Linked DNA regions of Homo sapiens: region 2 is linked to region 1. A link is a contact called in ENCODE Hi-C or POLR2A ChIA-PET data. All regions are on one chromosome and are shown on one strand. Each heading gives the region's core, a stretch centred on a gene start or an enhancer-like site at or near the end of the contact. The rest is flanking DNA. Distances are from core to core; before and after follow the strand shown.

The links. A loop is a pair of places that touch in the nucleus more often than their neighbours do. ChIA-PET counts read pairs that join two places held with the same protein, here RNA polymerase II (POLR2A). Pooled maps may share reads with other maps.
Region 2: a loop to region 1 is called in a pooled map, with 5 times the contacts of the local background. The contact joins the promoter of SAR1B here to the enhancer-like site in region 1. A Hi-C loop is called at or near these places in 1 of 168 maps with a recorded cell type or tissue (B cell), 1 of 37 single-sample maps with no recorded cell type and 1 of 50 pooled maps. POLR2A ChIA-PET finds 5 or more read pairs at or near these places in 2 of 52 experiments (T-cell and activated B cell).

Annotation. Positions count from the first base shown.
Region 1 is chr5:133,103,798-133,109,502 of GRCh38, reverse strand. It overlaps HSPA4 (heat shock protein family A (Hsp70) member 4), which reads right to left. Exons shown (of 19, transcript NM_002154.4): 18 at 5,477-5,638; 19 at 3,054-5,270. The coding sequence ends at 5,067. Among named protein-coding and RNA genes, the nearest start is that of HSPA4, 55 kb to the right of the region's middle. RefSeq lists an enhancer at 937-986. Within about 2 kb of position 2,567, at least 4 of the 41 ENCODE cell types and tissues checked have a DNase peak (open chromatin) inside an H3K27ac peak, as active enhancers do; they include B cell, where a contact is called at or near this core.
Region 2 is chr5:134,629,441-134,635,145 of GRCh38, reverse strand. SAR1B (secretion associated Ras related GTPase 1B) reads left to right here and starts at 2,318. Exons shown (of 7, transcript NM_016103.4): 1 at 2,318-2,418. It also overlaps the pseudogene RNU6-1311P. RefSeq lists an enhancer at 1,867-2,423 and silencers at 2,397-2,446, 2,497-2,606.

The DNA of each region.
Region 1 (5,705 bases), core at 1,318-3,817:
ACATGTTTCAGAGAGCACAGGGTTGGGGGTAAGGTCACAGATCAACAGGATCCCAAGGCAGAGGAATTTTTCTTAGTGCAGAACAAAATGAAAAGTCTCCCATGTCTGCTTCTTTCTACACAGACACGGCAACCATCCGATTTCTCAATCTTTTCCCCACCTTTCCCGCCTTTCTATTCCACAAAGCCGCCATTGTCATCCTGGCCCGTTCTCAATGAGCTGTTGGGCACACCTCCCAGACGGGGTGGTGGCCGGGCAGAGGGGCTCCTCACTTCCCAGTAGGGGCGGCCGGGCAGAGGCGCCCCTCACCTCCCGGACAGGGCGGCTGGCTGGGCGGGGGGGCTGACCCCCCCACCTCCCTCCCGGACGGGGCGGCTGGCCGGGCAGAGGGGCTCCTCACTTCCCAGTAGGGGCGGCCGGGCAGAGGCGCCCCTCACCTCCCGGACAGGGCGGCTGGCTGGGCGGGGGGGCTGACCCCCCCACCTCCCTCCCGGACGGGGCGGCTGGCCGGGCAGAGGGGCTCCTCACTTCCCAGTAGGGGCGGCCGGGCAGAGGCGCCCCTCACCTCCCGGACAGGGCAGCTGGCTGGGCGGGGGGGCTGACCCCCCCCACCTCCCTCCCGGACGGGGCGGCTGGCCGGGCGGGGGGCCGACCCCCCCACCTCCCTCCCGGACGGGGCGGCTGAGGCCAAGCTTCTTGACCAAGTACTCAGCACCTGCAGCCTCACCTCAAGCCCCTTCACCCCACCCAGCTCCCACCCTACTGAAGCATCTAACCCTGCTGGCCACTGCCACATCTCACATCTCTAGCTCCCTTCCTCCCAACATGCTTTATGCATCATAACTCCTCTCTGGCAGTTCCTTCTTTCAAAGCTTTTACTTCCTCTTCCTAACACATCTCAACACAAGCCTTCATCCCGTCAATGAGGAACACGACTCCAGCCCCAAAAGCTTCCATCCACACCCACCTGGAGCTTCGATGTCTCAACCCCACCCAGGAAAACTTCTCAATCTAAACTCCCACCACATCTCCAATGACTCAAGACTAGAAGCTCCACATGTACAATCATATCCCGTATTCTAGGTTTGAAACCTTGGAGCCATTCTTCTTAAAACACACTTCTAGTTTTCTTAACATTATAAAATTCCTAAATGCTTTTATTAGTGACAGGAGGCGGTGGGGGGTAGGGGCTTGTCTCCCCATGTTGCCCAGGCTGGTCTTGAACTCCTGGACCCAAGAGATCCTCCCACTTTGGCTGGGATTACAGGCATGAGCCACCATGCCTGGCCCTAAATGCTTATTGTAGCAAACTCTGAAAACAGAAACAAGCAAAAATAAACAATCACCCACAATCCCACCCTAAAAACCACTTCATCTGGGAAAATCCTTCTGGCTTTTTTATTGCAAACCCATTTAATGTTCTTTCAAAACATGAGAGGCTATGTAGTTTTATAACCTACATTGTGTGTGTAAAAATGTAGGCCAGGCATGGTGGCTCACACCTGTAATCCTGGCACTTTGGGAGGCCAAGGTGGGCAGATCACAAGGTCAGGAGTTCGAGACCAGCCTGGCCAATACAGTGAAACCCTGTCTCTACTAAAAATACAAAAATTAGCAGTGCGTGGTGGCGCACGCCTCCAGTCCGTTACTCGGGAGGCTGAGGCAGAAGAATCACTTGAACCCGGGAGGCAGAGGTTGCAGTAAACCAAGATCCCGCCACTGCACTGCAGCCTGGGTGACAAAGCGAGACTCCATCTCAAAAAAAAAAAAAAAAAATACACACCTTTCTGTTAAAGCCACTTAAAATTATTGAAATAGATCAAGTGTACATGAGTACACTATCAAGTCAGATCAAAAAACAAGCATCACCAAGCCTCACATCATGTTGTCACTACTCCACAAAGAGTAACTACTATCCCAACTTCTAAAGCATGGTTTTCAGCTGGAACCATGCTTACATCTTCCCTCTTCCTGCAGGTACCAAAACCAGCAATTTTCCCCTTCATTTGGCTGTCCCCTCAAAGGTGGACTAAGTCCCACTACCTCCAACAACCCCCAGGCCCCCTGTGCCCCTGCAAAGCAGCTCCCACTGCCCCACAACAGAACCCTGATCTCTCAGGCCCCCACCTTTTAAGGAGACAGGGTATCACTTTATCACCCAGGCTGGAGTTGCAATAGCACAATCTCAGTTCACTGCAGCTTTGACCACCTGGGCTCAAGTGATCCTCCTGCCTCAGCCCCCCAAGTATCTGGAATCACAGGTGCACACCACCACACCCAGCTATCTCAGCTCTTTCTACCACATCTAACAATTCCCCTACAGAAACCACTTACATGCTCAGGAGGAAACCAAACCTACTAGACACACGTTTCTCAGACACGTGGCTACAATAGGCCCTGGGTAGGCCCTGGCAGGTAAGCTGCTCCTACAGCCAGAGGACTAGGACTGTGCAAGGGGCATGACCCAGGGAACAAGACCCCTGACCCCTCCTCGTCTAGACCCATGCCTTATCCAGTTAAGGTCTTTTTCACTGGCTTAGTGCCCTTTAAACACCCATCACCACCACATACATACACCAACACACATTCCACGCAGCCACACCACACATCCAGTGGCGCCAACTATTCTAGCACACTCTGGACCGCGCTGTTCTTTGGCCAGGTGTAAGTCCTAGCACTTACCTTTATGCCATAACCCCCGCCTTCTGCTAACAAAACCCTCAAAGTAAGGCCCAGTCACAGGAGCAAGACAAGGATTCCTAACACCAAAGGAACTGGGCCAAGACTCAACTGGAGAGTTTGAGTACAGAAAAATTAGGCAACATTTTCTCACAAAGTAGGCAGTGTGCTTCAGCTGTCACTCTTCAGACTGGAAGTCTTCAACGGATGTTAAGTGAAATTTAGCTCAGAGGGTTCCTACTCCTAGAGAACATTTTTATTGAAAACACACCCCCCGCCCCCACCCCACACACACATACACACAGACACACACACATACACACACACCCCCACACACACACCCAGCAGCCTTCATTATGGAATTAAGGAAACCATTCAAGTTTAAGACAGGTTTATTTTATTAGTTTTTCCTAAACTTGTCTCATGTTTACTGAATGATTTTCTTAGTGTAAGAACGTGACCTGGAGCTTTAACAAATCAGTTTGGATAACGCAACCTGGATAAATGCTTGTCTGTACACAAGCCATCAATTACCACTCTCTGTCCTGGCCTCCATGAAAATCCAATTGGTCTTAAAGCCTGTCTAAGCAGAGAGCAAGCAGACCACATCATCGTGTTTCAACTTGAAATTCACCCCCATCCCAGCACCCACACCCTTCCCCACACACACACACACACACACCAAAAAAAAAAAAAAAAAAAAAAAAAAAAAAAAAAAAAATTTTTTTTTTTTTAAGAAGAAATGGCCATTACGGTCTGGGCCAGTTGTAAAGGGTTGGCTTAATCCTGCAGCCAGCACTTTTAAAATAGCTACTGGCTTCACAGCAGGCCAGCTGGAACTCTTGAAGCATGACAGGTAGAGAACAGAGGATGTGCTAAGAACCTGGCCTTGTTGTGGTGCCTCGAGGCCTCCATGCATGCTTACACACCAACATAAGTATACTTTCCCCTTCCTCCTCCTAAGCAATTGTTCTCCATTGCACTTTAGAGCCTGTAACACTCAAACTTTTCAATGTTATCTAGAGATGGACAAACGCTTAATTCTAACTATGCAAGATAGCATCTTATTTCTAACAACATAGGCCAAAAGTAACAGAGAGGCACTCTGTTATACAGAATATCAATTTTTACAAAGATTCAAAACATTACCAACAAGCCCTGTAACAGTTTCTTAAAGCAGGTACCAACTCTGGCCTCAAACACAGGCTTCCCTTGGAGTTTCCAAAATGCCTCACTCCTGTCAACACTGCCCCAAAAAGCAGTCAGAGGAATGCTTTGGTATACCTGACATTGGCCACACAGTTAAGAATGAGGTGTTGTTATAACATCAGGCACCACACTTCTTTAACACTAATTTCAGACTCATCCAGTACAATCCAGTGTATCTTAGTTTTTTTTGCATCATCTGTCAGCTGCTTAACACGTACAAATTGGCAGGTTCATGACAGATATTAACACTTAACACACAAGTGATTGTGAATGAGCTAAAAAGAACTTTTAACTCTTGTTCTAGGAGTTCAAGCTATACCTCAAAATTATACAGAACATCTCCCACCTGAATAAACAGGCCAGGATACAAATCTTTACACCAAAATTAACAAGGATTTAATTCCTCAGTTAAATTTACCATGGCTATATCCAACAGTATATCTACCCAATTCTAATCTTCTGAAAATTATTTAGACCTTGATGCTTGGGGTATTCATGAACATACTTTCAGGAAGAGCCTCCAGGTTTAAAGCCCTCAGTTAACAACTTACTCTAGGCAAGGGGGTCTATTTTCCCAAGAGAAGTACATGGCATTTATAATGGGAGCCCTTTTATTGGGAGAGAGGGAAGAGAACACAGGTGAGGGTGAAGGTGAAATATGAAGAAGCTCAGAGCACACCTTTGTTCCTCTGCCGTGTTAATCCATGCCGTGCCATGCTCCAGCCCTCACAAAGAGGGGGACCCCATCCCCACACCAGGCAGGGAGCATTTAAAGCAATCTCCACAACAGATTTTTAAAGCATAATTAGAGCTCCTGCCATGTAAGTCATAATGAAAAGTCTGCTGGATAGCTAGAGCTGTAGCTATAGCTCAACTTTCCAAAACAAACTTATTCTTGTAGACACATGGTTAAACATAAAGGAGTGAAGCATAAGCTCAGTAAGACTAACTGGGCTTCTAAATAGTACCATTATGAAAAAGATACAATGCACTTAATTTCTGTATCTAACTATTTAGAAGTGAAAATGCTCCATACATTACCTATTTCCCCTCCCCGAAAATCCCCTAAAAACTGACTAAGAAATCTTCAGTATTCACTTGCGCTAGTTGATATTTAGAACAAAGTTGACAACTTAAAGCTTTATAATAGTCTGTTTTAATAGAAACAAGTGTTGGAATCAATCAATGTCCATTTCAGGAAGCTTCTTGTCTGAATCCGAAGGCACAGCTGTGTCTGTACCCTGCTCAGCAGCCTGGGGGCCTGGGTTGTCTCCTTGTCCATCCACTGGTCCATTCTGCTCTGCATTTTTTTGTTCCTCTTTTGGAGGTTCCACTTTGGGTTTGGGCTTTGAAATTATAGGGCTACAAGTACTTGTCAGCTCCTGGAATGGGTAAGACAGAAAACTGGTTTCTTATAAAATTAACAAATTTTACAAGCCATGCTAAACCCAAATCCGCCCTCTCCCACCACCCAATCCTCAACCTAGAAGCTAAAACACTATAATAAAGTTCCCTCCTAAGTGTCACTTGAGGACTATTAATAATAAGGCTGTCAAGAAAAGACTATTAAAAAAAAGTCTTAAATTACCTTAATTTTAGCTTCAATCTCTTTTGACTTGACAACTGGATCCATGGTCAAACTCTGCTTGTTCTGCAGATTTAGCTTGTTATTCATCCACTCCATTGCTTCATTTGTGCTTTTTTCTACCTTTGTCATGTCAGCAGCATCCAAATGATCATACTGGTCCTCCTGCAACCAGGAGACAGTCAAACAAGTGCTAAAAGTGTGATACCCTCCCTCCCCGCAACTACTGTCT
Region 2 (5,705 bases), core at 1,069-3,568, 1.5 Mb before region 1:
GGAAACCCTAGTGTCAAGGGAGAGCGCATGGAGTGAAGCACTTCCTGAGGCTGGAGCAGAAAGAGGAGATCCAGCAGAGCCAATGATAGGCTTTGCTGAGAATCCCTAAACAGCTCTTGATGCATTTAAAGAAGGCAATGCCAATCCATTAGAAAAGAACATTGGTGTCAAAACAGTCTTGTTTAAAGCTGAATACCTGTGTGCTCTCTTTGGCAGCACATATACTAAAACTGAAATGATACAGAGAAGATTAGCATGGCCCCTGCACAAGGATGATAGGCAAATTCATGAACTGTTCCATAGTAAAACAAACATACAAAAAGGCTGACTACGGCCAGGTGCAGTGGCTCACAACTGTAATCCTAGCACTTTGGGAGGCCAAGGCAGGTGGATTGCCTGAGCTCAGGCATTCAAGACCAGGCTGGGCAACACGGTGAAACCCCATCTCTAATAAAATACAAAAAATTAGTCGGGTGTGACCAGCCTGGGCAACACCATGAAACCCTGTCTCTACTAAAACACAAAAAATTGGCCAGGCATGGTGGACTGCGCCTGTAATCCCAGCTACTTGGGAGGTTGAGGCAGGAGAATTGCTTGAACCTGAGAGGCGGAGGTGCAGTGAGCAGAGCTCAAGCTCGCACCATTGCACTCCAGCCTGGGCGACAGAGTGAGACTCCGCCTCCAAAAAAAAAAATGCTGACTATCTGACTACACTCCTGTAATCTCAGCACTTTGGGAGGCAGAGGCCGGAGGATCGCTTAAGCCCGGGAGTTCAAGATCAGCGTGGGCAACATAATGAGACCCCTATCTCTACAAAACAATTCAAATATTAGCTGGGCCTGGTGGCACACGCCTGTGGTCCCAGCTACATGGGAGGATTCCTTGAGCCCAAGAGATTGAGGCTGCAGTGAGCTATGATAGCACCACTGGACTCCAGCCTGGGAGAAAGAGCAAGACCGTCTATATATATATATAATTTTTAAATTTATTTTTAATTTAATTAATTTATTTATTTTTTGAGACGGAGACAGAGTCTCGCTCTGTCGCCCAGGCTAGAGTGCAATGGTGCAATCTCGGCTCACTGCAACCTCCACCTCCCGGGTTCAAGCAATTCTCCTGCCTCGGCCTACCGAGTAGCTGGCGTTACAGGCACCTGCCATCATGCCTGGGTAATTTTCGTATTTTTGTAGAGATGGGGTTTCACCATGTTGGCCAGGCTGGTCTTGAACTCTAACCTCAGGTGATTCACCCACCTTGACCTCCCAAAGTGCTGAGATTACAGGTGTGAACCACCGCGCCTGGCCAAGACCGTCTATAAAACAACTGAATAACCAGCTGAATAAAAGCTGAATAACCAGCATCCAACACATTATCTGGTACGTAGCTACATTGTGTAAATCACTGGTGAATTCAATAAGCACAAATAACAAAAAAAGAAAAAAAAATGAATTCAATAAGCACGTGTACTTTGAAAATGTATTTTAGGCAGGGCGCGGTGGTGATCCCAGCACTTTGGGAGGCTGAGGCAGGTGGATCACTTATGCTAGGGAGTTTGAGACCAGCCTGGCCAACATGATGAAACCCGGTCTCTACTAAAAATACAAAAATTAGCCGGGCGCAGTGGCTCACGCCTGTAATCCTAGCACTTTGGGAGGCCGAGGCGGGCGGTTCACTTTAGGTCAAGAGTTCGAGACCAGCCTGGCCAACATGGTGAAACCCCGTCTCTACTAAAAATACAAAAATTAGCCGGGCATGGTGGTGCGCGCCTGTGCTCCCAGCTACTCAGGAGGCTGAGGTAGAAGAATCGCTTGAACCCGGGAGGCGGAGGTTACAGTGAGCTGAGATCGCGCCATTGCACTCCAGCCTGGGCGACAAAATCGAGGCTCCGTTTCAAAAAAAAAAAAAATTAGCCGGACAGTGGTGGCGGGTGCCTGTAGTCCCCGCTACTGGGGAGGCTGAGGTAGGAGAATCTCTTGAATCCAGGGGGTGGAGGCTGCAGTGAGCCGAGATCGTGCCACTGCACCCCAGCCTGGGAGACAGAGCGAGACAACGTCTCAAAAAAAAAAAATGCCAAAAGTAATTTCCCCTAGGGAGGCATGGGGTGTTCCTTTCTCGGCACGCAGGCCCCTAAAATCCCTTCGGGCGGGCGGGTGTGGGGAGACCAGGCGGCTGGGAGACCCAGGCGGTGTTAGGGGTTGCGAGCAGCCTCGCTCAACTGGGGAATTGGCGGCAAGACTGCCAGGAGGCGGAACCTAGGGCGCTCGGCGACGCGGTCCTGCGGACTGTCGCTAGTGAGGCACCCGCCGGCCCGGAAGGGGCTGATGCGAACTGGGGCCACGGCAGCCATCGCGCTTTGCAGTTCGGTCTCCTGGTGTACGGCCAACGCCAAGTAGGGGATTGCGTTCCCTCCAGTCGCAGGTGAGTGACAGCCCCTCCTTCTGGGAGGACCGGTGGGCAGCAGCTATGGATCCCCTAGAAGGCGCACTTTTAGGGCCAAGACCTACTCTGAGTCCCTGCCTGTGGCACTGCGTGAAGGGGCGCCTGTTTTTCACCCCGGGGTTAGGCGGCGCGAGGGAGGACAGGTCTCATCCATGCTCCGCGGGGCCGTCTGATAGCCCTCGAGGCAGAACACTGCTGCTGTCAGACGCTTGGTCTTTTCAGGAAAGAACGAGGTGGCTGCAGGCAAGCCCCTTCCTTCCCCTGGGCCTCAGTTTCCTTACCTGGTAAGGTGAAGGTGGCGGGTCTCACTGACAGCTGAAGAGGCTGTGACACGGCCTGGTGTTTTCAGCGCTCCCAATTAGTGTAGAGGCAAATTGAGCTTCCTTACTAGTACTGGTTAACGTTTTCCGTAGCCCAAAGTCCCAGTTAAGTGGAAAAAAGATACACTGTTGAGAAAACTGTACTGATTTTTGTTTTAATTTTTTAAATTTTTGTTGTTGTTTTGAGACAGAGTTTCCCTCTTGTCGCCCAGGCTGGAGTGAAGTGGCACGATCTCGGCTTACTGCAAGCTCCGCCTCCCGGGTTCACGCCATTCTCCTGCCTCAGCCTCCCGAGTAGCTGGGACTACAGGTGCCCGCCACCACGCACCGCTAATTTTTTTGTATTTTTTAGTAGAGATGGGGTTTCACCGTGTTAGCCAGGATGGTCTCTTATCTCCTGACCTCGTGATCCGCCTGCCTCGGCCTCCCAAAGTGCTGGGATTATAGGCGTGAGCCACCGCATCCGGTCTAACTTTTCTATTTTTAGTAGAGATGGGATTTCTCTATGTTGGCCAGTCTGGTCTCCAACTCCTGACCTCAGGTGATCTGCTCGCCTCGGCCTCCCAAAGTGCTGGGATTAAAGGCATGAGCCACCTCAGTGGGCCACTGTACTGATTTTTAAGGTGTTGAAGCTTTTCCAAGAAGATTTGTTTTAAAACAGCTAAAACTTTGACATTGTTAGCTGAAAGAACCAAATTCGTCAGCAATTTAAGGTGTTTGGTACAGTGGACAAAATGAGGTGAAGAAGTCCTTTTAACTTGAAAAATTAAACATAGTATTATTTATTTGTGTGTTCTTACATCAGCCTCTATATTACTAAGTGTCTTTGAAGACGTCCTATATTCCGTGTTAAAGTATCAGTGAAGAGTAGGTCACATTGAAACAATGAAAGAAGGAAAGAAAAGGAACATTTATTGACTACTATGAGTAAGGCACTAGCTGTCATTTTACAGATGACAAATAAATGGTGGTGCCAGTATAGCAAAGCAACATGATTATCTACTATTATACCTTTCAGTAGACTTGTGTCTGTCACCAAAATGTTTTGAACTTAAAAAATGTTAAGATAGTTCATTGGCATTTTCTGAGTTTGTAGAAAAGGAAGGTGTCTTCATTTTAGAAATGTCAGAGATGCACTGTCAGTAATTACAAAGATTAGCAGTTTAAATAAGGTATATTTTAACCTTCCTTTGACTTGCATTATTGTACTGGAATAGAAATTCAAGCAAGAATTAAGAAAAAAGATGAGTCTAACAGAAATGAAAATCAGCCTGGGCAACATAGCAAGACCCAGTCTCTACATTAAAAAAAAAAAAATTTGCTGGGTGCAGGGCCCTGGCTAGCAGGCCAGTAGTCCCAGCTACTCGCTGCTGAGATGGGGGGTTTGCTTGAAGCCAGGTCAAGACTACAGTGACCTGTGATCATGCCACTGCACTCCAGCCTGGGTGAAAGAAAAAGACATTGTTGCTAAAAAAAAAAAAAAAAAAAAAAAAAAAAGAAAAAAAAAGAAATAGAAAAGGAAATGAAAATCATTGCCACATCATTTGAAGCTTACAAGTTGGAATGCTATATTAGTATTTCTTTTCTTTTTTCTTTTTTTTTTTTTTTGAGACGGAGTCTCGCTCTATCGCCCAGGCTGGAGTGCAGTGGCTCCAGGCTGACTGCAACCTCCACCTCCAGGGTTCAAGTGATTCTCCTGCCTCAGCCTCTCAAGTAGCTAGGATTACAGGCATGCACCACCACATCCTGCTGATTTTTGTATTTTTAGTAGAGATGGGGTTTCACCATGTTGGCCAGGCTGGTCTTGAACTCCCGAACTCAAGTGATCTGTCCGGCTTGGCCTCCTAAAGTGCTTGGATTACAGGCGTGAGCCACTGTGTCCTGCTATAGGTGTATTTCTACACTTACTTTTTTTTTTTTTTTTTTTTTTGAGATAGAGTTTCGCTCTTGTTGCCCAGGCTGGAGTGCAATGGCGTGATCTCCAGCTCACTGCAACCTCTGCCTCCTGGGTTCAAGCGATTCTCCTGCCTCAGCCTCCCGAGTAGCTGGGATTACAGGCATACACCACCACACTCAGCTAATCTTGTATTTTTAGTAGAAACAAGATTTTTCCTTTTTGGTCAGGCTGGTCTCGAACTCCCAACCTCAGGTGATCCGCCCCCCTCAGCCTCCCAAAGTGCTGGGATTACAGGCGTGAGCCACCTCCCCCAGCCTTCTACACTCATTTCGTTAAGTACTCACTTGGCTGAGCATAGTATTTCTACGCTCGCTCACTTTAAATACTCATCCCAACTCGGGGTTTCACTATGTTGGCCAGGCTGGTCTCGAACTCCTGACCTCAAGTGATCTGCCTGCCTTGGCCTCCTAAAGTGCTGAGATTACAGATATGAGCCACTGTGCCCAGCCCTCACCTTGGCCACTCTTAAAAATTTTCTACTATTTATATTTGTCATGGTTTTATCCTTCGTTTTCTTTTTCTTTTTTTTCTTTTTTTTTTTTTTGAGACAGAATGTTGCCCTGTTGCCTAGGCTGGAGTGCAGTGCCACGATCTTGGCTCACTGCAACCTCCGTCTCCCGGGTTCAAGCAATTCTCATACCTCAGCTTCCTGAGTAGATGGAACTACAGGTGCCTACCACCACACCCAGCTAATTGTTTTTTTTTGTTTGTTTGTTTGTTTGTTTGTTTTTTTGAGATGGAGTCTTGCTCTGTCGCCCAGGCTGGAGTGCAGTGGCGCGATCTTGGCTCACTGCAACCTCTGCCTCCCAGGTTCAAGCGATTCTCCTGCCTCAGCCTCCTGAGTAGCTGGGATTACAGGTGCACGCCACCATGCCCAGCTAATTTTTGTATTTTTAGTAGAGAAGGTGTTTTACCATGTTAGTCAGGCTGGTCTTGAACTCCTGACCTCGTGATCTGCCCGCCTCGGCCTCCCAAAGTGCTGGGATTAC